Linked DNA regions of Homo sapiens: regions 1 and 3 are each linked to region 2. Evidence: chromatin loops called from intact Hi-C (ENCODE). Cell type or tissue: PC-3. All regions are shown on one strand.

Region 1 (8,000 bases), 270 kb before region 2:
CCACGGCCCCGGGAGTATGTTCCCAATCTCTGTACTGATGGAAATGAGGAAACCCAACAAGTCTTTGTCCATCAGATGTCTCAGTCACCCTCCCAACCCTAGCCCATATGTAGGGCCTTAAGCCAGGGAGGGATAAAAGAGATGTGTTCAGAATTTGCATCTCTGAACGTCTCAGGACTGAACCATTCCCAGTTTTTAGGACTCTGTCCTCCCCCACCAACACTGAGTGCAGGTGCACAGTAGGAATGAAGCAGGTTTGAACAAAAATCAGCAGCTTGTTCTCTGGGCTGCGTGAACTTGAAGTCCAGAACTCCAGACTGACACTTACATGTTGTGTGACCTGAAGTCACCCATAATCTTTCTGTGCCTCAGTTTCCCCAGGCTTTGGACTGGATGTCCACTGTGATTCCACCAAAGCTCAAAATTCTTATTATATAAAATTCCCCAAACTCTGCTAGGGATTACTCTAGAACAGGACTGTCTGCCGTCATGGAAATGTTCTTTATCTGGGCTTTCAAATACTATAGCCACAAAGCCAGTGATTCTTAACCAGGATTTGTTTTGCCCCTGTGGGGTCATTTGGCAATCTCTGGAAACATTTTGGTTGTTATGTCTATAGAGTGCTACTGGCATTGAGTAGGTAGAGACCAGGTGTGCTGCTGAAAGTCCTACAATGCACAAATGCATGAGACAGTCCTCCTACCCCCACCAAGAATAATCTGGCCCAAAATGTCAATACTGCATGAGCCACTTGTGGCTACTGAGCACTGGAAATGTGGCTAGTGCTACTGAAGAAGTGAATTTTTAACCTCGAGACTTCACGTGACGTTAGCCAGAGGCCACCATGTAGACCAGTGCAGCTCTCCTTGATGACTCTCCTCATAGGTTTAACAAAGTAAGAATGTGTCTGGACCAACATCAGCCACGCTCCTACTACAGCAATTTACTCACAAAGAAATGAGATTTTTGTCTTTAGTTACCAATCAAGCTTCCTGTTGAAGGGAAACATAAGAAATATGGCGTTCCTCACACCATCATTTGTTAGTAGAATAGAAAGCGTAACTTAACAACTGTACAAACAACTACAGCAAATGATCAAGCCCCAAGAAACACAGTGCAGCTTATTCCCCCAGAGTGCACTTTACAAGCAAAGAAAAAAGGGAAGAACATTTAGGACCAATGATCCCTACCTATAGAATCCTAAAAGAGAAAAGTATTGTTTTTCCAAATCCTTTTCTAACCTAAACTGAACAAATTAAAACTGGACTGGGAAGATCAAAAGGATATGATCAAATCTCAGAGGACAGGACTGAAAGTATTCAAGCAAAGGAACGGCCGCATGAAAGGATTTTCCTTTTCAACGTTGCTAAGGCACTCTACTCTTAGGTAGAGAAAAATCTGATTGCAGGGGTTCCCTAAAATTCGTTCCACATGGATCTTTAAGGGAGTTCAGTTTCTATAAGACATGGCAGGAGAGATCTTCCCTATCCTGCTCTTTGGAAGACAAGGTCAATGCAACATTCCTAGTGGTCTGAAATGCCTCTCTTCTATCTAGAGCCTCTTTTCAGTGCAGGCCAGAATTTACTTTTCTCTTGGAGCAGATGAAGAGAACATGGCTACACAAGCAAATCTTCAATAAATAATCCACAACACCATTCAAGAAGTGCTGCAGATGGGGTTCACAGTAAGCAGAGCTAGGTTGGGAAAAGAGGAGGGAAGGTAAGAGCCTGGGCGTGGTAGCTCATAACTGTAATCCCAGCTACTGGGGAGGCCAAAGCAGAAGGATTGCTTGAGTTCGAGACCACTCTGGGCAACACAGTGAGACGCCATCTCTAAAAATAAAAAATTTTAAGAAGAGTTTTGCTCTTAAAATTCTCACAAGCATGCTAAAACTAGAGGCCAAGTAGGGTCCCAATTAGACGTCTGATCCAGGAATCTGGATTCTGATCAAATAGCAGAGTTGTCTAGTCCTGGGCCAGGCCACTAATCATACTTGCAATTAGCTCTGATATGCACAACTGGCCATATCATGCTCCTTCCAGAAGCACAGTGATAAAGAGGCCATCAGTTTTCCTTCCTAAACTTGCCCACGGAGATATTTCCTACATCCTCTCATCCTCTCCTATAAAACTATTCTATCCAGTGCCATACTCTTTTTTTTTTCTTTCTTTTGAGATGGAGTCTCACCTTGTTGCCCAGCCTGGAGTGCAGTGGCACGATCTTGGCTCACTGCAACCTCTGCCTCCTGGGTTCAAGCGACTCTCCTGCCCCAGCCTCCTGGGTAGCTGGGATTACAGGCATCTGCCACCATGCCTGGCTAATTTTTTTTTTTTTTTTTTTGAGATAGAGTCTCGCTCTGTCACCAGGCTGGAGTGCAGTGGTGCAATCTCAGCTCACTGCAACCTCCGCTTCCTGGGTTCAAGCGATTTTCCTGCCTCAGCCTCCCGAGTAGCTGGGACTACAGGCACATGCCACCACGCCCAGCTAATTTTTGTATTTTTAGTAGAGGTGGGGTTTCACCATGTTAGCCAGGATGGTCTTGAGCGCTTGACCTCGTGATCTGCCCACCGTGGCCTCCCAAAGTGCTGGGATTATAGGTGTGACTCACAATACCTGGCCCAATTTTTGTATTTTCAGTAGAGATGGGGTTTCACCACATTGGCCAGGCTGGTCTTGAACTCCTGACCTCAAGTGATCCTCCCACCTTGGCCTCCCAAAGTGCTGGGATTACAGGCGTGTGAGCCACCGTGCCTGGCTCCAGTGCCATTTTCTATACCAAAATTCCCATAGCCAATCACAACATGAGACAAAACAGATGTTCAATAAGCACTTTGAGTCATTCTTTGGAATCCAGAAGCAAATCCTCTCCCCTACCCCCACCCCCAAGCATCAAAAAAAATCTCAAAAAGTCACTTTGGTCAATCTACTGTCCAAAAGTAGAGCTGGTCAAATAAATAGGTAAAGTTTGAAATTTTATCATAACATCCCAAAGTAATTCATTCATACTCTAGAATCAAAGAAGGCTTTTGGAGACCACCATCAAACTAACAAAATTACCTCTCACCACTTTCCATGAAAATCCTCTCCTCTAACTAGCATGCCCTCCATAGGACAGGACTGATTCTGCCTCCACCCTGGGCTTCTGGTCCTCTTATAGTTTTCAACTCTATGAAAGCTGTATAGTTTATCGGTTAACCTCACATGTTAAAAAAATAAAATAGAAAACATCAGATGTACCACCTTTAATAAAGTTAAATGTCTTATGAAGCTTTTATTTATTACATGTATGTGTATCCTGACTGATATAAAATACATTTCTGGACTGGGCACGGTGGCTCGTGCCTGTGATCCCAGCTACTTGGGATTCTGAGGCAGGAGAATCGTTTGAACCCGGGAGGTGGAGGTTGCAGTGAACCGAGATTGCACCACCGCACTCCAACCTGGGCGACAACCCAAGACCTTGTCTCAAAAAAAAAGAAAAGATACATATATATATATATATACACACACACACACACACACACACACACACACACACACACACACACATATATGTAAGAAATATAGATATTTCTTACTGGAGGATCACAAGAAAAAACACTGGCAGCCACTGCTTCAGAATGCTCTGTCACCCCATCTGCCTAAGCAAAGGCGTATTTCGAAAGCCTAGCTCAAGCCCCGCGGGCCCTCTCCACCCTTTCCTGGTGGCCTCTCTCTGTTTCTCTACTCCATTGCGTCCCTGGGGGCCATCCACTCGCTCATCTCAACCGAAGCCCACAGTCTAGACTTGATGAAATATCGCATCCTGGTTTTTGTTCGAGAGCTTACGGTTTTTCTCCTGTGTTTAGCTCCCTGAAGGCCCTGAGAACAGTCTTCATTTCTTACCCCCATGGTGCTCAGTATTTGCTGCTGATTTTAGCAGGAGGTTGATTGGCCTAAATCACTCTCGACTTAGCAAATATTTGTTTTTTCATTTACAAAAGTTTCATTCTTTTGCAAACAACTATTAAATCGTGTTTCAGGTTTTTTTATAGGCTAAATAAATCCAACTCCCTTAACTTTTTTAAAAGGCCAATTTTCCAAGATTTTAATCATGCAAATACTTTCTTCAAATCTCTTCCCAACTAAGGAGCCCAGCCTTATAAATTCAATCAGGGTGAACGCGATGTCTCCCAGTCACAAGAATCACCTGGGTGCTTGTTAAATCTGCAGACTCCCAAGCCCCATCTAGCAGACTCTGACCCCAGGAGTCTGGGGTGGAGCCCTGGAATCACTTAGGTTCAACGAGTGCATCCTTTGATTTTTATTGCTAACTTGAGGACAACTGGAACCTATGTTAAGACTAACAGGAGAATTCACTTGAAAGAATTTTCTTCTTCCACAAGGCATTAAGGAAGCAGGCCTGTGAAGAGAAGAATTCTTCACTATTTTCTTGTAGAACTAGGTATTTTGTTTCCCATAAAAGCTGAGTAAATATTGGTCTTTCCCCAACCTGTGTATAAGACATGCATTAGAATGTCAACGAAAGCATCGCTCATAACAGGCAAGAATTACAAATAACCCAAATTTCCAATAACAAACGACGGATAAATTATCACGTCGTCAAGCAACAGAATAACACACAGCAATGAAAATGAACAAACTACAACTAGGTACAACAGCACAGATGGGTATTAAAAACAGTACTGTTGAAAGAAGCAAGACACACACAAGAAAACCCACAATAGTATGACTGCATGCACATAAAGATAGAAACAGGAAACATGGAACCATAGTGTTTAGGGATGTATATACAGATGATAAAATTATAGCCTGGGTGAGGTGGCTCACACCTGTAATCCCAACACTTTGGGAGGCCGAGGTGGGCAGATCACTTGAGGTCAGGAGTTCGAGACCAGCCTGACCAACATGGTGAAACCCCCGTCTCTACTAAAAGTACAAAAAAATTAGCCAGGCATGGCGGGCACCTATAATCCCAGCTTCTCGGGAGGCTGAGGCAGGAGAATCGCTTGAACCCAGGAGGCAGAGGTTGCAGTAAGCACTCCAGCCTGGGCGACAAGAGGGAGACTCCATCTCAAATTAAAAAAAAAAAAAAAAATTATGGCCGGGCGCGGTGGCTCACACCTGTAATGCCAGCACTTTGGGAGGCTAAGGCAGGCGGATCACCTGAGTTCGGGAGTTCGAGACCAGCCTGACCAACATGGAGAAACCCTGTCTCTACTAAAAATCCAAAATGAGCCAGGCATGGTGGCGTAGCCTGTAATCCCCGCTACTCGGGATGCTGAGGCAGGAGAATCACTTGAACCTGGGAGGCAAAGGTTGTGGTGAGCTGAGATCGCACCATTGCACTCCAGCCTGGGCGACAAGAGCAAAACTCCACCTCAAAAAAAAAAAAAAAAAAAAATGATAAAGCAAAGTAAGGATAAGGTCAGTATAAAAGTAAGGGTCATGATTAGGGGTGAAGGTGTGGCATCCTATCAGGAAGGGACACCCGGGGCCATTCTGGGACTTGCTCTGTTTTAGGGTCTGATTAGCAGCTCCTCAGATGCTCACTTTATAACTACTTGTTAGAACGTACATGGTTTTGTGTACTTTTCTCCATATGTGATTTATTTCTTTTATTTCCTTCTCCTTCCCTCACCATCCCCCTTGAGGCATACAAAACACATACACACAGAATTTAGAAAGAAGTCCTGTGCTTCAGTTTTTGGTCAACACCAGGTCAAACGCCTTCGAACGGTTCAGTCTCACTTGCTGTTTCCTCGTCGCTTAAAAAAAAAGGCAGAGTGGCGCCAAAATCTGGTTCTTAATCTTCTGGAGGCCTCATGGACCCCCTGGAGAATCTGGTACAGTTACAGACATTCCTCAGAATAATGCACATCCACACAAAAACTTGCATATGATTTCTGGCCTAAATATCTACCCCCACCCAGCCCACTCCTAAGCCCAAGTTTAAAATTCCTGGTGTAGAAAAGAAGAGACAGACTTCAGAGTTCGGTGCTATTGAGTTGAAATTCCAGTTCCATCACTTCTAGGTGGTCATCCGTGTCCCTGGGCCTCCCTGTCCTTATCTATAAATGGCAGGAAATCCCCCCTACTTGTAAATTATCCTGAGAATCAGATGCAGCATACATAAACAGCCAGGCACATACTAGGTACCTAAAATGGTGATTCTTCTGGAATTTGATGAGCTGCACTGTTCCTTCTTGACTAATGTTCTATGAATATTTTAATATTTACAATTTAGGACTGATAGTCCAATACCCTTTTAGAGGCTGATAACAGCTTAATGCAAATTTTCTACTATGCTCCTTCAAAATCATATTTTAAAGGGCTCTAGAGAAACATTCACAGACATGAAATTAATGATTTTATTGAATATGGCTCACTTTTCCAAGAGACTGTTTAAACAGACACGATTTCAACAGAGAACATTAAGCCATACTTGCAAGTTCAGGAAGCCATATGTTATGCTGCAGAGACATGTGTAATGTGTCAGCTATGAAGGGCGGCATGTGGGAAAGAGCCCTTACCCTCAATATGGGCTCCAAACATTCCTGCTAATATATCACAAATGATATTGGCTGGCCGGTAAGTTTCCTATTCATCAAATCATTTCCAAATGACACTGACTTACTTAAAGGTTTTCTCTTGAAGCTTGGCCTTTTTGAAGCCTTGCCTGCCTCCATCTAGAATAGCAAACATCATGTCAACCGGGTGATGAACGCTGGGGATTTGGCAACCGGCAGTGTCTGCCCTTGGCCAGACATGGCATCACCTTCTTTTATTTTGGTTTAATCATTGGGACCTGAAAAACCAGTGGAACTCAGTGGTCACAGACATCTGGCTAGTCAAGAGGTTCTGAGTTTTCAAACATATCAACTCAATCAAAATAATCCAGTGGCACAGAATAAGCCAGGAAGAGAGTTTCTTTGACTTTCTTGAGAAAAGATGCCAAAACCCTAACCATCACCAATTAGAATGCTCTTGTTCTGTGCCTCTGCTCGGGCAGCCATCTGGAGGAATCTATCTGAGATTATCTTGAGAAAAGCTGCATTTCTTGCTCCAGTTTTCGGTGAGGAGACTGTTTTGCCAATATAATCAGCAAGTCTAAGACGAAAGACAAAGTAAACTGTTTTCACTGGGAAGGTTTCAGATTCACATTGTCCAGGAAAAAATCTTGCGCACACCTCATCATTTTAAGAAAGGGTACAAGGAACAGGCAAGCTTCAGTCTCAAATAATATTTTCCCCAGTTGACTATATCCACCAGTACTTACGGATATGTATCTACTAGGTGCAGGGTAATAAAGAAGATTCTATAGCTGTTACACAGATAAGTGAGATCTAATCCCTATCATTCATTCACTTATTCAACAAATAAGTGTGTTTTACATGCAGTATAGCCTTTCCCAAATTTTCTTTTTTTTTTTTTAATTTTTATTTTTTTAATTTGTAGAGACGGAGTCTCCCTAGGTTGCCCAGGCTGATCTTGAACTCCTGAGCTCAAGGGATCCTCCCACCTCAGCCTTCCAAAGGGCTGGATTATAGGCATGAGGCTCCCAAATTTTCTATATAGTTGCAGAGATCAAATACGGTAATACCAGAAATACGCCAACAATGCAAAATAGGATATTAGAAGTGGCAAAGTGAGCAAAATGGTGAATTGACACACTAGCAAGGAAAGACAACTCTCAGCTGGGCAAGCAGGGAGTTTCCTGACTGGATTGTGAACCAGTCCTTGCAAGAAGTAATATTTAAATTAAAGGAGAGAAGAAAAGACACAAGGATTGAAACATACAGGATGTATTTAGTAGAGAGCATAAACAACAAGTTGATACAAGTGAAACCTTACAACCAGAAAATTACCAATACAACACGGCAAGCACCTAACCAGCAGTTTCATAAAAGAGTGTTCCAGATAATGTTCGTTACTTCAGACCAATACCTGATGAGTTTATCTAAAATGTCTTTTCCCTTTACTTACATTTTTGCTTAAGA
Region 2 (8,000 bases):
TCCAGAAAGCCCAGCATAGGGCCCAGGAGGGGCCAACCCCCCCCCACCACAGCCACCACCGCCCCCCCGCCCCCGCCAACACCCCCCCGCGCCACCACTGCCCCCGCCACCCTCCCCTCCCGCCCCTGCCACCCCCGCCCCCTGCCCACCCCCGGCCAGCCGCTGTTTCCTTGCTGCTGCTTTCACCTCCGGCTCCACTCACTTGCTGATACTTTTCCCCACTTGAAATCTGAGCCCAGGCTGATGGTTGTCAAATCCCATGGGCCCAGTGCTTACAACAGGGACACAGAGAAATGGCCTTTGAAGCCTGCACTTGAATTCAGCCTTGCCTCTCGCTAACTGTGTCATGAGGAGCAAGCCACTAAATCTCACGGAAGGTGAAGTTCCCTAGTCTATAGAGGGTGACTCCTCCTGGTACCTGGTACCTGTAAGGAGGCTGCGCATCCAAACAAATCAACCCAGTCAAGGAACCACGTTTAGTAATGGGATAACTAGATGCTAATTAATTGTACCTCTTCCCCCTCACTCCAACTTACCTTATGTACCAGTAGTCAAAAAAGGACGGGCAAGAAGGGAGAGAAGGAAAGGGAAAGAAAAAAGTAGAAGACTGACAAGACCATTCCTGGGTCCTTTAAGTAGTTTCAACAACTGTAAAAATTACATAGCAATCAAAAAGACTAGAAGAAAACCTAAGATATTAAGCAGTGAAGGTTATTTGTCAGTGAGAGAAATATAATTTTTATTTTCTACTTTCATAATAAAAAATACTTTTTTAATTTTTTTTTTTTTTGAGACAGAGTTTTGCTCTTGTTGCCCAGGCTGGAGTGCAGTGGTGTGATCTCGGCTCACTGCAACCTCTGCCTCTTGAGTTCAAGTGATTATCCTGCCTCAGCCTCCCAAGTAGCTGGGATTACAGGCACCCGCCATCATGCCCAGCTAATTTTTGTATTTTTAGTAGAGACAGAGTTTCACCATGTTGGACAGGCTGGTCTCGAACTTCTGACCTCAAGTGATCTACCTGCCTCAGCCTCCCAAAGTGCTGGGATTACAGGCATGAGCCACCGTACCTGGCTTGAAAAAATACATTTTAAAGATAATCCCCTCCCCCCAATACTTCTCCCCAACTCCTCCTGTTTTGCACATGTTTAACATGTGCAATGTCACAGGGCGCCTTAGTTGGAGCATGAGGCATCCTGAGTCCTTGATGACACAGGCAGGCAGCAAAGGAGGAGGACACTCACATGGGAAAAATAAACACTGGGAAAGGGAGAGAAGCCAGACACCCAGCCCAGCAAGGAGCACAGACAAGGAGAAACCCCGGGTGGCAGACACTATTGGCTCTGGGGGATCATGAGGAGCCCAGGTAGGGCGTGAAAGGTGAGGGGATAAAGGTATCACTAGCAAGACCTGGGTGGGATGACAAGACAACAGCCAAATAGGCTGGGGCCCCAAGGGCTAATCTTAATATGGAAGTAAGGTGATGATGATAGGGAAATCGAGGCAGAAGCTCAGTTCTGTGGTTGCCAAGCACAGAAACCCTTTTACTTAAAATCTCCATGACACCCAGGGTTCTTCCCAGAACACAGAACCCAGGAGATGGGCGTGTGACATGATGTCAGGTCACACTAGGTCTGAGGCTGACATGCTGATGTTCTTTCTGCTGCTGGCCTGATAAACTCAGAACATGGGCAAGGCTGAGCCCGAGGTAGAGGACAGCAATGACCAAAACTGTGAGGAGCTGTTGATGGACAGGAGGGTGAAGATATCAAGCTTCAGAGCTGTCAGTTCCAAGGTGGAGGACTGGCTCAACAGGAAGGTCTAGTAACACAGGGTGGTGGTGGGGCGGGGGTGGCTCTGCTATCTGCACACGAGTAGGAGAAGCCAAGGAAACTCTGGGCTTTATCACAGCTTAAAAAAAAAAAAAGTCCCATAGCATAAAAATGCAAAGAATTTATCAATAGTGAAGTTCTGTGAATGATCATGAAATAAGCTTTCTTTTAAAAAGATTTTCTATAAGAGAAGAAATACATATTTATTATAAAGTTAAAAAAATAGAGAAAGGTATAAAGATGACAACAACATCACCAAAGCTCCATCATCCAGAGATAACCCACAGATAACATTTTGGTATATTTGCTTCAGTTTATGTTTTATTAAAAATAAAAAGGCATTAGTTTCTCCAAGGTGGGGCAAATAAAAAAATAAAAAGACAAAAATCAAAACATTATTGATTTTTGTTTTAGTTTCTTCTAAACTTAAATAAATTGCATATGTATTTTATAATATTTTCTGATGTCTTGAGGATGTATGTGTCAACAACATTTTTATTGGTGGCAATATATTTTATTAAATTAATATATCAAAATTTATGTAAACATTCCCTTACTGTTTGGCAGTAAATGGGCTTCATTTTTTTTGTTATAAATAATAATGAGGCAAAAATGTAAGCATTCAAACCTGCTTATGTCCCCGACAATTTCTGATGATAAATTCCTAGAAGTAGAATGACTAGATCGCTTACACATTTTCTATGATTTCTCTGCGTAGCTCAGTGACTCTATTATCTCTCCTGCTAAACTCAGTTTCTTACAAAACAAAATACAATGAAACTTTGCTAAATAAATAGACAAAAGTAGTATTGGCATACATTTATCCTATGATGGGTGATAAAATGAAGATCCAAAAGCTTTTGGCAGGCTGGAACAGCATCTCAGATGTTTCCAATGACAATTCTTAGGGATATGGTCTGGCATTTAGAGTCACCAGACCAAACGAGTGAAGTACAAGATGAAAGAGATGTGACATAACAACAGGCAAGAGGAGTCATGTGAATCAAAAAAAAAAAAAAAAAATGCTCACTATCTTTGGCCGTAATAATAAAAGTATAGAGTCCAGAACAGGAGGATGATGGTCCTGCTCTGCTCTGCGTGGTCAGAGTCACCCTCAGTACTTGGCCCCACACAGTAAAGGAAACACTAATAAATAGCCCCTGCTCAGAGGAGAGATCAGAATAACAAGAAATAACCTATGTGATCTCACTTTTCTGTATTGAGACTTGGTAGCCATGTCTATGTTATGTGACGCAGGCCCCTGCCCAGGGTTGGCTAATCCCAGGTAGGTCTTCAGAATCTCAATAGGAAGTTGAAATTGACATGAAAGTCACCAATGAGTTACGTGAATGGCAGGACTGCAGTAGGAGGACGCTGACTCCTGCTCTGAATCCCAGCAACTTCCTTCTCAGGTTGGAGATGTTTAATTCCTCTTTTGATTCTATGAGACATCTCAGGTAAAGCTCACCAGAGCCTGTTTCTGTAACTTGCAACTGAAGTATTAATAGAACTGTGCTAGTACACTACGGAAATGTTGAAACAACCATGGTGTTTATTTTGGAGGAGAAAAGACTTAGAGGGAAACATAAGAGCTGTGGGCAAATATTTGAAGGACTGGTCACCGAGAAGCCGAGTCAGGCTTGTTTCACAAGGCCTCAAATGGCAGAACTAGAAAGGTGCAGGGTCCATTGGATTTCCTCAAAGATCGGAGTTGCCTTGGGAAAGAGAGCGTTCTCAGTGCAAATGTCCACATGTTTTTGTGCAACCTCATGACGACTCTTGTAGAGGCATTCGAGCATTAAATGTTACTGCTTTCAGAGCGCTCCTCTGGTCTGGGCAACCACCCTTGTTCATCCCTTTAACTTTTATTTAAGGTACCCTTGGAAGGCCATTCCTGGGATTTGGGTGCCCCTGGGGCAATGAGGTCAAAGACATATACAGAAGGTCCACAACTGACCATGGTTTGACCTAAGATTTACGATGGTGCAGAAAAAATATGTGTTCAGTAGAAACTATACTTCAGAATTTGAACTTTGATCTTTTCCAGGGCTGGTGATAATATAGTACAATGCTCTCTCATGATGCCAGGCAGGGGTAGTGAGCAGCAGCTCCAGTCAGCAACAAAGTCATGAGGACAGACAACTGATACTGTGCTCTACAGTGTACTGTGTTCAATAAATTACACGAGATATTCAACACTTCATGATAAAATAGGCTTAGGTGTTACATGATTTCACCCAACTGTAGGCTAATGGAAGTGTTCTCAGCACGTTTGTGGTAGGCTAGGCTAAGCTATGGTGTTCAGTAGGTTAGGAGTATTAAATGCATTCTCTACTTATGATAATTTCGGCTCACGATGGGTTTACAAGACGTAGCCGCATAAGTCAAGGAACATCTGTACTCTTGGAAGTCACTCTCTTTGGAGACTTCAGGAAAATAGCAAGCAGTTGATTACATCGTTCTAAACATTCTATCATTGTTGATTAAATTAAATTCAGTACAGGATGTTTTTATACTTTAAAGATATAAGCCAAATAGTCTGTGAATTTTGGGGTGGTTTGCTTTGCCTGCTTTGATTATCTTCTGTATGTCAGGAGAGCTGACAAAATTGTTTGCCTTTCTGCCTCCGATACGTTTGCCTACTCCAACCTCCTGCATACTCTTTCTAACAGATGATTTTGTTCCCAGCGGGTCTGAATCGAATCCCAACAGAAGGAAGAGCAGCGCCACCTACTGGGCACGGATTCTCGAGCTTTTTATTCTGAGTATTTACTCCTGTTCTTGGGAGACAACCCCGTTAAAAGTCGCATCACAGAACCCAAATGACATAATCTGAGTCCCCAGTGACATTCTGGAAGAATCTGGAATAATTAAATATCCCACCATTAGTTGGATGGGGCTTCTGAGGTTTGCTTCCAAAGGGAAAGAGACTTAATAAAACAGGCTTCTCCAACAATCCATTATTCTCCAGGTTTACAAAGGCTACCCACCAGTTGGTCAGGCTTTGAGAGCATTTTGGAAGGATCCCGAGTTTTTCTGAAAAAGGAACCATATTTTCTAAAAATCTACAACCTTATTTAAAGCATCTTGAAGAAATACAAAATACAGACACAAGATGGACCAAATGTTAATGGCTTAATTTAACCCATAAGCCTTCCCAAAACTCAAAGAAGTGTTTGGATCTGGTGAGGATCTTGCTTGGCTAGGCAACCTTGCTTGCTTAGTTGTTCTTTCAGTTTAGCTAACATATGAGAGAGGAAAGTGTACAAACAGACCTCTTGTCTTGAGCAGCTGCCTGTCAGCCAGTTGATGAATTGTCTGCCATCTTCTGTTAATGTCCAGGAACTGGTAACTGAGTGGGAAACCCAGTCACTCAGGAAAGAATTGGGCTGTATCTGATACAGTATCAACTAGAATTGTTTTCAAAGCTGTAAACGAAAACAGCTGCAAGGGTAAAGTTCCTGTGCAGGGTGGCCAGGTGCAGTGGCTCATGCCTGTAATCCCAGCACTTTGGGAGGCCGAGGCAGGTGGATCACCTGAGGTCAGGAATTTGAGACCAGCCTGGCCAACATGGTGAAACCCCATCTCTACTAAAAACACACACAAAAACATTACCCAGGTATGGTGGCAGGTGCCTGTAATCCCAGCTACGTGGGAGGCTGAGGAAGGAGAATCACTTCAACCTGAGAGGTTGAATGCAGTGAGCCAGGAATGCCCCACTGCACTCTAGCCTGGGTGACAAGAGTGAAACTCCATCTCAAAAAACAAAACAAAACAAAATAAATAAATAAAAAATAAAAGTTCCTGTGCAGGGCTTGTGTACATATTTGGGTAGCTTCACTGAAGTGTCTCAAGGGCCTAAACTGCGCCTGATTCACAGGAGGACTCAATAAATATTTCTAGAGTGAATGAAGGGGTGGGGGTGGGAGGTGAGGTTGCAGGGAAAAGGCAGTGATCACAGACAGTCAGACCACAAGACACCTTAGAACAGCAGCCCCCAGCCTTTTTGGCACTAGGGACCAGTTTTGTGGAAGACAATTTGGAAGGGGTTGCGGTTGGGGAGGTTGGAGAGGTTGGGGAGGAGTGATGGTTTCAGGATGATTCAGGCACATTACATTTAGAATCAGTGGGAGCTGAGCTTGTTTTCCTGCAACTAGATGGTCCTCTCTGGGGATGATGGGAGACAGTGACAAATCATCAGGCATTAGATTCTCATAAGGAGTGCACAGCCTAGATCCCTCACGTGCACAGCTCACAATAGAGTTTGTGCTTCTATCAGAATCTGATGCCTCCACTGATCTGACAGGAGGCAGAGCTCAGGGAGTAATGTCAGCTGCCCGCCGTTCACCTCCTGCTGTGCTGCTGATTCTTAATAGGGAAGGGACCAGTACTGGTTCATGGCCCAGGGGTTGGAGACCCCTGCCTTAGACAACATGCAGCCCAGTGGATTTCAAAGAGTGCTCTGTGAACACCAGGGCTCCACAGAGGGGCTTGGATGGCTGTTCAAATGTTTTATTCCAATGTCATTAAAAATACATTTTAGCCTGTGATAAAAAGTGCTATTAAAATGCATATTCAAATTTACTGACACACCCAAATGCATTACTATATGCTGCCTGATTAGCTAGGTTTTTTTTGGATTCATTTTGGTTTTGATGACCTCAGATTCAAACCTGTTCTGCTCTAGTTAATGAGTGCCCTTATTTGGCAAGGCAATCACTGAAAAAATAGAAAGAGAGAGAGAGAGGAAGGAAGGCTTTGCAAACACCCTTTTGGATCAATCAGGATATTTTGTGATACATGACAACTAAAATAAGATACACAAACAGCCTTGTTTCATTATTTTATAATCCAATATGTATTTGAGGTTGTTTATATATATAAACATATATTTTATATTTACATCTGCTTTTTAATATTAAAGTTCTGGGGAAAAATTGGGTGTTGCTAACAAATAATTATAAAGCCACCCCTTTCAAACTCCTCATTTTGCAGAAGAGGAAACTAAGTCAAAGAGCCATGATGAACTCCCTTGACCTCTCAGGATGGATTACTAGCAAACCCCAGAACTTGAACCTAAGTTTTAGTTCTTTCTAAATTGCAAATTGTCCTAATGTTTGTTGTTGTTATTAAATATAGTTTAGTTTTGGATGAGACCTCTTGTTGGCAAATGAATTCAGTTCTCTAATGTGAATTTCCTTTTGTTTGGGGGCATGAAAAATGTTAGCAAACAGCCTTCATGTAACATTAAATGTCTTTTTGAATTAACCTGTAGCATCTTAAAGGACAATGATTATGAATACAAAACTACTGACTCATCGTATAGCCACGAAAGAGTTTACAGCTGCAACAAAATCACAGGTCTATTGTCTGGCTTCTGAGACCCCGCAGAGAGAAGGGAGGCAAGCGCTCTCCACCAGCTGTTGAGCTGAAAGCCCTTTTGTGCTTTCTGAGTTGAATCACAGTAGTTTGTGTTTTTGTTTTCTGGTCATGTGATTTTTGAAAGACACCGCAAAAACATGTTTCTAACCCTCTCCCACCAAAAATTGCACCCTGACCCCCCACTTCAGGCAGTGAGTAGGCAAGACAAGGTGGAGGTGTAGAGATCTGGACTCTTCCAGCAGCCTTTCTGTCATCAAGTGGGGCTTGAAACAGGTGATCTAACATGGCTTTGCAGAAATGGTGTAAGTTGATTTCAGAAAGCCTGTATGAGTCCTGTTAGAACCCAAATGGGCTGTGACGGCAGAGTTTCTGCAGGGACAGAATGTGTGTTTCTAATTGGAAGGTGCAGCAAGTTGGAATTCCCTTTGTGTTCTGCCCCTGTGTATGTCATGTGTTGTCACTGTGGCTGGGTGCTATGGACTGAATGTTTGCATCTCCTTGAAATTCACATGTTGAAGTCCTAACCCCCAGTGGGACAGTATAAGAAGGCGGGACCTTTGGGAGATAATTAGGTCTCATGGGTGGGGCCCTCATGATGGGATTAGTGACCCAATAAAAGGAACTTCAGCAAGCTCTCTTTCCACAATGTGGGGACACAACCAGAAGAAGACATTCGCAACCCAGAAGAGGGTCTTCACCAGGGCCCAAACTGGCTGACACCCTGAACTTAGACTTCTAATCTTCAGAACTGTGAGGAGTAAATTTCTGTTATTTGCAAGTCCCCAGGCT
Region 3 (8,000 bases), 230 kb before region 2:
CTCAGCCTCCCAAAGTGCTGGGATTACAGGCATGAGCCATCACGCCTGGCAGAGATTAAGTTTGTATTTCTCTGCTTGTCACCACATCACACAACAATGCTTTACAAATTTTCACTAAAACCGGAGGGGATGTTAGTCTTCTAGAGCTGCCATTACAAAATCCCACAGACTGGAGGCTGGAAATCCAAGATCAAAGTGTCACCCAGCAGGCTGATGTCTCCTGGGACCTCTTGCCTTGGCTTGCAGACAGCTGCTCACTGTGTCACCACATGGACTTTTCTCTGTGCATGTACATCCCTTGTGTGTGTCTCTTCATGAGTCCAAATTTTCTCCTTGTATAAGGATACTAGTCATACTAGATTAGGGCCCACCCTAAAGGCCTCATGTTAACTTTATGTCCAAATACAGTGACAGTCTGAGGAACTGGGGGTTTGGATTTCAACATATCACTTTGGGGGTGGGCGGGGCCACAACTCAGCTCATAACAAAGGGTCTATCTGAAAAGATCTACATATAGACTACATGGCATACATAAAACTCACTTTCAGGGCGAGACACCAAAAGAACAGCTCTCTTCTAGAGCAGTTAAAAGTGTCCAGCCAAGGCCAGGCACAGTGGCTCACGCCTGTAATAATCCCAGCACTCTGGGAGGCCGAGGTGGGTGGATTACCTGAGGTCAGGAGTTCAAGACCAGCCTGGCCAACATGGTGAAACCCTGGCTCTACTAAAACTACAAAACAGCTGGGCGTGGTGGCACGCACCTGTAAGCCCAGCTACTTGGGAGGCTGAGTCAGGAGAACCGCTTGAACCCAGGAAGCAGAGGCTGCAGTGAGCATAGATTCCATCACTGCATTCCAGCCTGGGTGACAGGGCAAGGCTCCACCTCAAAAAAAAAAGTGTCCGTTCAAGAAAAACACGAACTTATATTTAGAGACCAGTTGGCAGAGAAAATAAGAAATCATTTAAAATAAAAGCCCTAAGTCCAAGCCATAAAGGCAGACACGGAATTGCTGGCATTGATTTGCCACATGAACAATATCTTGTGTATTGCTCAATCTAGAAAGCAGCAGAGGTTTACTTTTTTGAGCCTGGCTAATGATTTTCCCTGCAATCTAGATGGTCATAATACATTTAGTTGCTACATCCCTCTTGAGCTCTGGACTAGGCATGATGTGAGATCCTTGTATTATTTTTAACATATGTACATATTTTACATATCTACATATTTATGTACATAAATATATGTACATATTTTATATGTATGTATACAATATACATACATACACATCTATATATATATATATATATATATATATATATATACACATCTACATCTACATACATACACACACATATCTATATAAACAACATAGTTTTGATCACAAGGCATTCAGAGTCCAGATACCAGAAGCAATATCTATGGACAACAACGGGAGGCCGAAGACCTTACAGAAGACAGGGAAGGAAAAAAAGGCAATGGGAAGAAAGAGACTTAAGAGAGGAGAAGGAAGAAGGGGAAATATAAGAAATAGGGGAAGAGAACCCATGTGGGAAGGCAGGTCTTTGTTCCTCCCCTCTCTGTGGGCTGTCATGGAGTCCCACCTCTGACTAATAATAGCAACAACAACAAAAATTACAGTGCACTCCTGTAATTCCAGCTACTCCGGAGGCTGAGCGCGGAGGATTACTTGAGCCCAGGAGTTTGTGGCCAGCCTGGGCAACATAGTGAGAACTAGCTCTAATAAGTAAAAAAAGTAAAAAATAAAAGCCAGAACTTTACATGTGAATAGCACATGCAGATTTCCAAAAACTTTTCACCTCTGTTATCCCTCACATACTCCAAACAGCCCAGTGAGACCTCATGAAAGCGCTATTACTTTTATTAGTCAAGTAGAAAAAAAAATCTGCCGGGCGCGGTGGCTCACGCCTGTAATCCCAGCACTTTGGGAGGCCGAGGTGGGCAGATCACAAAGTCAGGAGATCGAGACCACCCTGGCTAACACGGTGAAACCCCATCTCTACTAAAAATACAAAAAATTAGCTGGGCGTGGTGGCGGGCGCCTATAGTCCCAGCTACTCGGGAGGCTGAGGCAGGAGAATGGCATGAACCCGGGAGGTGGAGCTTCCAGTGAGCCGAGATTGCGCCACTGCACTCCAGCCTGGGCGACAGAGCGAGACTCCATCTCAAAAAAAAAAAAAAAAAAAAAAAAAAATCTGAGACAGGGTCATAGAATGACTTTCAGAGTCTGGAAGCGATTGAACATTTTATAGACTAACTTGACTCCATATAAATGATAAACAACCCATCATCCTCCCTTAAATTTTTGGTTTACACATAATCAAACTATATGATACATATACATTTTTAAAATTATGTGTCCATTCTTTTTCTGCGAAACTTCTTTTTGGTTTAACACTTTGTGAGCTAATCGTTTGTTTAGCTTTAAGTATATCTCACTTGCAAATAAGCTCTGAGAAGAAATAAATATTTACTGGGGAAAGTAACTGTCATAATATCATAAGGAAGAATTCTCATTCCTAACTAGAGGCCAATTCTTCTCCTTCTAAGGTAGCTTTCCAAACACTACAACTTTTTCTATAATTATTTAAATTTTTTTTTAAATCTTAGGAAGACAATGTAATTGGTGAACTTTTAGTAATGGAGACAAAGTGGGGTACAGGTAATATGGCTCTTGTCCAGAAATAAAATCAGGTTAGGGCTGATTTTAAGACTTTATTTTAAAGAGTTACCACAAAAAATATCTTTGAATTGGAAAGAAAGTCAGCCCTTGGCTTCGCTGGTGCGTCTTACACCTTGATATTACCACCTAGCATATAGCGCAGAGTTCAGTTACTGACATGCCATTGACCAGACATCTAAAAGCCAGCTTTTAGATGAAAACCCAGGCTCCAGTTCAAAGCTAGAAGGTGACACGTGCCCTGGGACAGAGTTCAGATACTATATTTCAGGTCTTTGTGTTAAGGTCTTAGCTTTTAGTCCAGCGTGCAACCACGGTAACTCAGGGAAGAGCAGTGCAAGGACATTCAAGGAGTCCCTTTCTATAAATTTACAAACTGCTCACATACCGTGGCAGAGATTTTCCACAAAGGGTGCGGTAAGATTTCTGTTCCCATATACTCTCCAGAACCACCTTGCATCAAGAGGCATAATCTATTTCTCCTCCCTTTGAATATGAGCGGGATGTTGTGACAATCTCAATGGATGGAAGGTGGCAGAAGCGATGCTGTATGATTTCCAAGGCTAGACCATGACAGGGGATGGATGAGGTTTCCGTTTAGCTCTCTCAGGATGTTTCCTTTTGGAACCCAGCCACCATGCTGTGAGAAAGCCAGGGCCAATGGGGCACCAGCGTTCTGGCCAAAAGCCTCAGTTAAGGTCTTAGGTGACAGCCAGCATTATCCGTCAGATGCTGAGGGAATGAGCCACCAGGTAATTAGCCCCCATCCTTTCAGTCTGCCCAGCTGAAGTTCCACAACACGGATCAGAGACGAGCTGTCCCTGTTGTACCCTGTCCAGAGAATTGGTGAGTGTAATAAAGATTTGTTTTACGCCACTAAAAGTAGTAGTCATTTGTCAAATAGCTCTACTAACTAGAACATACAGTACCGGCTAAATGAATGCTCAGAGGCAGAAAGAATTAACTTATTGATTTTCATCTTGTGCATTACTGGTCTTGAATCTGTCCTGGAGGTGGGGAGAGTAGGCAAGAAGTGGGGAAAAAATTTTAAGTGCCACCTTTCCTGCGCAGGCACTATTCATGGTACAACAAAACTTCAATTCCTCCAAAACCCCTAGGAGGTTAAGTCTTCATAGGAACTGATCTCCATTTTAAAGACGAGGAAGCTGGGGCACAGCAAGGTTTAGTAACTTACCCAAGATCATACAGGATGTGGTAGAGTTGAAATTTGATCCCCTCTCTGCCTGACCCAAAATTCACAATCTTTTGATTCTCCCAGTAGATCCCAACCTGGGGGCTTTGGCCCTGAACTGAGAACGGGGGAGGGCAGAGGAGGGTCCTCAGTTTGGTGGGGACGAGAAAAGATCCTGAATCCCTGAGCACCATTGTGTGTAATATGCTACATACACACAGTTTTCAAATATAGTAAGTTCCATGATAATTGTAATTCAAATCCACTTAATACATTTTGATCTCACCATTATGTGTCTTCTCAACCAACAGATAACAGAACAGCTAAAAGTTCTTAAAGATCTGTGAACTCTGTGTATGTTAGAACAGGTTTCTCATGTTTAAAAATGTTGAGAACCACTAACCACGTACCTTATGGTGTGTAAATTAACATTCATGCCTGATCAGTTGGACAACTGTGTTACCACAAGAAAACACAAGAGTTGTAAATCACCAAATTCATCTGCATTTATTTACTGAAGGTGGTTACCACGTGTTCTCTCTTAAATAATGGGCAGCCACAATTCACTAATTTGCTAGCTGTTGTTCCCATCGGGCACTGGCCAGCATTCCGTCCTGAGGAAATGATGATATACTGTGCCTTCCCATTTTCCACACCCTGCAGCCAGTGACAGTGATTGTGGTCAAAAGAGAATGAGCTTTTCTCCATCCTCTCCTTGCCTTGCCTCTGTCCTTTAGGATGTCCTACTGAGTAAACATTCTGCTTCCCTCTGAAAAAGAAGCTTAAGAGCAGGGTTGGAAGGATGTGGTGGTGACAGGCTTGGGAACAACTTCATTACCCATGAGGAATGTAGAGCAAGTTCACTGCCCTCCCTGAGAAACAGGAGCCGGATCTGTGCTCATGAGGAAAGAATGCCAGTACTTAAAGCCTTCTTCTGACAAAAGACCAACAACTTCAGCAGAGTTCTTTGCCCTCACATTCACAGGGGATGTGGAGCAAAAGACACAGAGCCACCCCTCAGCCAGCAAAAGACGGGCATGGGTGGGGTGACTGGGATTTGCACTCTCTTCCCACATCTGTCTTCTTCAGTTGCAGTAATCAGAATTCACATCCTTAAGGAGGCCTTGCTCAGGGACTACACGTCTTACCTTGTAACCATCCCTACCCCTGCTCTCTTGCTGTCCTTAAGCTCTTGAATCACTGCATTCCACAAGGATTCCCCCCCGCCCAAAATGGGCAAGTTAAAGGAGGGGAATTACAACATCCTAATGAAGTCGGTTAGGGTCAAACAACTAAGATATTCCGCCTCATAAAACTGCATTGTATTAAAATTGCATCCATATTTTTAAGCCTATATTTCTATATACCAAAACCCATGATTTCTACTTGTAAGCTGTTCAGCTCTGGTTAAATGAGGAAAGAAGAAATTAAGAAGTGTGCTTTTCAAAATCTTGATTCTTATTATCATTAACTTTAGCATGCCAACAATTCAAAGACTTTTTTGCGGTAACTCTTTAAAATAAATAGTCTTAAAATGAACCACAATTAGTCACAGTATAAGTCATAAATGAAAGAAATGCATGTGTTTTATCCTACTAAATGCACAACTAAAATCCATTACACACAAACACACACACATGCGCACATACACATACATAATGCTGAATATATAAACATACAAGTTAAGATTTATATACTGGCCACCAGCAGTGAGAGAACATTTCTCCTGACCATAATAAAGAAGCAGCATTTCACCTATTACAAAAAATACATTGTGAGGGGGATGAGGCTGCAGCCTGCAGGATCCTCCATCAATCTCCACTAAAATCTTGAAAATCTACCAACCACAGTGGAAGGCAGAAGAGGAAGAAAACTCTTCTCCATGGATTTCTGGCCTAACCAGGGTCTCTCCCTTTCCTCTCAAAGAAGAAAGACCTAGAAAGCAGGAGAAAAGAGTGAAAAGATAAGAAACGTGCGAGAGAAGACATTTTGAGAAATTAACCCAAAACTTGACCGGGCGCAGTGGCTCACACCTGTAATCCCAACACTTTGGGAGGCTGAGGTGGGTGAATCGCTTGAGGTCATAAGTTCAAGACCAACCTGACCAACATGGCGAAACCCTGTCTCTACTAAAAATACAAAAATTAACCAGGCATGGTGGCACGCACCTGTAGGCTCAGCTACTTGGGAGGCCGTGGCAGGAGAATCACTTGAACCCAGGAGGTGGAGGTTTCAGTGAGCCGAGATTGCACCACTGCACTCCAGCCTGGGCAACAAAAGCGAGACTCTGTCTCAATTAAAAAAAAAAAAAATTAACCCAAAACTTGTAATTAGCTACCCACATGACAAAAGCTACTGACCACTCCTGACTTTCCTCAGCATCTTTTCTGGATGGAGGCAGATCAGCTGACCCAGGAGGTACAGGGGAATAGCCCAAAGGGAACTGTCACAGCCAGGGAGCCTCAGCCTCACCTAGATTATCATGTACAAATTTCCACTCACCTCAAAAGATGTAGGCATGTAAATCCACCTATACTTGTCCTTTGAAATCTGTGCATTTTTTATAATACCGAATATTTGCCTATTTGCCTTGTCTTTTGCCACAAATAACTGCAGATGTATGTTATCAGGCATTTCCAATGTTAGAGTTCTTTACAGATTTCAAATTCCTAGAGGACAGGAAATATGGTTGTTTTTCTTGCACTGTACTGTAACTACCCACATATTGCATACAAATACATAAATTCCTGCCAGGAAATGCTTTTTCTTTTTTTAAAAAAGCCTCATTTCCTTTAAAGTGTCCAGTATTGTAAGAATTTTGGGAAGACTGATGATTACATCTTTATAACTGAGGTTAACTGTGATTCACTCATTCACTCATTCATTCGACAGTTTTACTGACCACCTCTTATGTGCCAGGCTGGAGAATGAGCAGTGAAATCCCCAGAGCCTAAGTCCTGATAGGGTACTGCTCTAGGGAGAAGACAGTTCACAAACAAATACATCATGAACAAACAGGTAACACATGAAGGGTGAGAAGTATTTAAAAAGTTAAAATGAAAGAATAGGAAGCCAGAAGAATGTGTGATTTTACTCGAGGGGTGGGAGGTGTCAGGAAAAGACTTTTTAGGTAGCAACTGTGCAGAGACCAGGCAAAGAGCCTTTTGGGGCAGGGAACACCAAGTCAAAGCGAGACAGGAATAATACAGAGTGGTTCAGGAGAACAGAAAATTCCAGGCAGGAGTTTCACATGACTAGTAAAAAGAAACTGTTGAAATTACCTGCAGAAGCTAGGGACTGATAAGACCCTGAAATACTGGGGCGTGGACCAAGCTGGCTAAGACCAACTGGACCCAAAATGATGCTGGATCTGACCTAGGTTCCTCTTAGAACCTCATTATGCACTCATTAGCATACTTAATCAACTCCCCCACGAGTGCCATGATAGTTTCAGGAACACCCACATTTGGTATAAAAACGGTGACACCACAGTTCCAAGAAATCTCCACCACCTTCCAGGAATTTTCATGAATATTCCCCACCTTGGTGAATGAAGCCCATAAAGGTAGCAGCCCCAAACCCCCTCACACGCACAACTCTCCTGAGTATGCCCACGCTCCCCTTGCCCCTTGAGGGTGTACTTTTCCCTTTGCAATAAATCTCCATACTTCTACAATTTTCTGACTCATGAATTCCTTCTTGGGATGGTGTCAAGCACCTGGACACCAGGTGAGGTTGAGATCCCACCAGCATTTGGACCTCCTCTAGCCCACCATATCAAAAGGCCCTGAAGCTGAGGTGGGCAGGTAGACCGAGGAACTGCAAGTGAGGTTCCCTTCCCTTGTCCACTTTGATGGCTAGAGTCATTGATCCTTCCAGCATAGCTGTTTTCAAGGTTGGGCTACTGCAATGCTAATCTTAATAGAATCAGCAGACCAACAAGTTCCTTAGCAGAGAGGTGGACAGAAACAGTAAATAAAAAACAGAATCCTGGGGCTAAAACTTTTTGACAATGCAACGAAGGTATTGGGAAACAGTATGCTTCATGTTAAATATTCCTGCTGATATTTTATTCCACAAAACAGGGTTAATTATTATTATATGCCATT

The links. Hi-C counts contacts between places; a loop is a spot of excess contacts. Peaks named below come from ENCODE experiments on the same cell type or tissue, not always from the same donor. Only the 100,000 strongest peaks of a DNase experiment are listed, where the experiment ranks them.
Region 1: a loop joins it to region 2, with 4 times the contacts of the local background. A loop is called at or near these places in 3 of 110 quality-filtered maps.
Region 3: a loop joins it to region 2, with 10 times the contacts of the local background. A loop is called at or near these places in 3 of 110 quality-filtered maps.

The regions. Positions count from the first base shown.
Region 1 is chr5:34,748,253-34,756,252 of GRCh38, reverse strand. The region is part of intron 2 of RAI14 (retinoic acid induced 14); the gene reads right to left. Among named protein-coding and RNA genes, the nearest start is that of TTC23L, 87 kb to the left of the region's middle. In PC-3, no CTCF peak of the experiment used is centred here; no DNase peak of the experiment used is centred here; H3K27ac peaks cover 1,505 bases.
Region 2 is chr5:34,482,921-34,490,920 of GRCh38, reverse strand. No RefSeq gene overlaps it. Among named protein-coding and RNA genes, the nearest start is that of RAI14-DT, 170 kb to the left of the region's middle. RefSeq lists enhancers at 1-7, 4,476-4,635, 6,947-7,489, 7,490-8,000. In PC-3, a CTCF peak has its summit at 4,559 (motif pointing left); DNase peaks (open chromatin) are centred at 3,380, 4,530 and 5,820; H3K4me3 peaks cover 677 bases; H3K27ac peaks cover 5,098 bases.
Region 3 is chr5:34,714,615-34,722,614 of GRCh38, reverse strand. The region is part of intron 2 of RAI14 (retinoic acid induced 14); the gene reads right to left. It overlaps LOC124900960 (a long non-coding RNA gene), which reads right to left. Exons shown (of 3, transcript XR_007058730.1): 2 at 6,394-8,000; 3 at 1,309-5,826. Among named protein-coding and RNA genes, the nearest start is that of RAI14, 62 kb to the right of the region's middle. RefSeq lists enhancers at 219-719, 720-1,220. In PC-3, no CTCF peak of the experiment used is centred here; DNase peaks (open chromatin) are centred at 4,714, 5,074, 5,424 and 6,774; H3K4me3 peaks cover 2,224 bases; H3K27ac peaks cover 5,162 bases.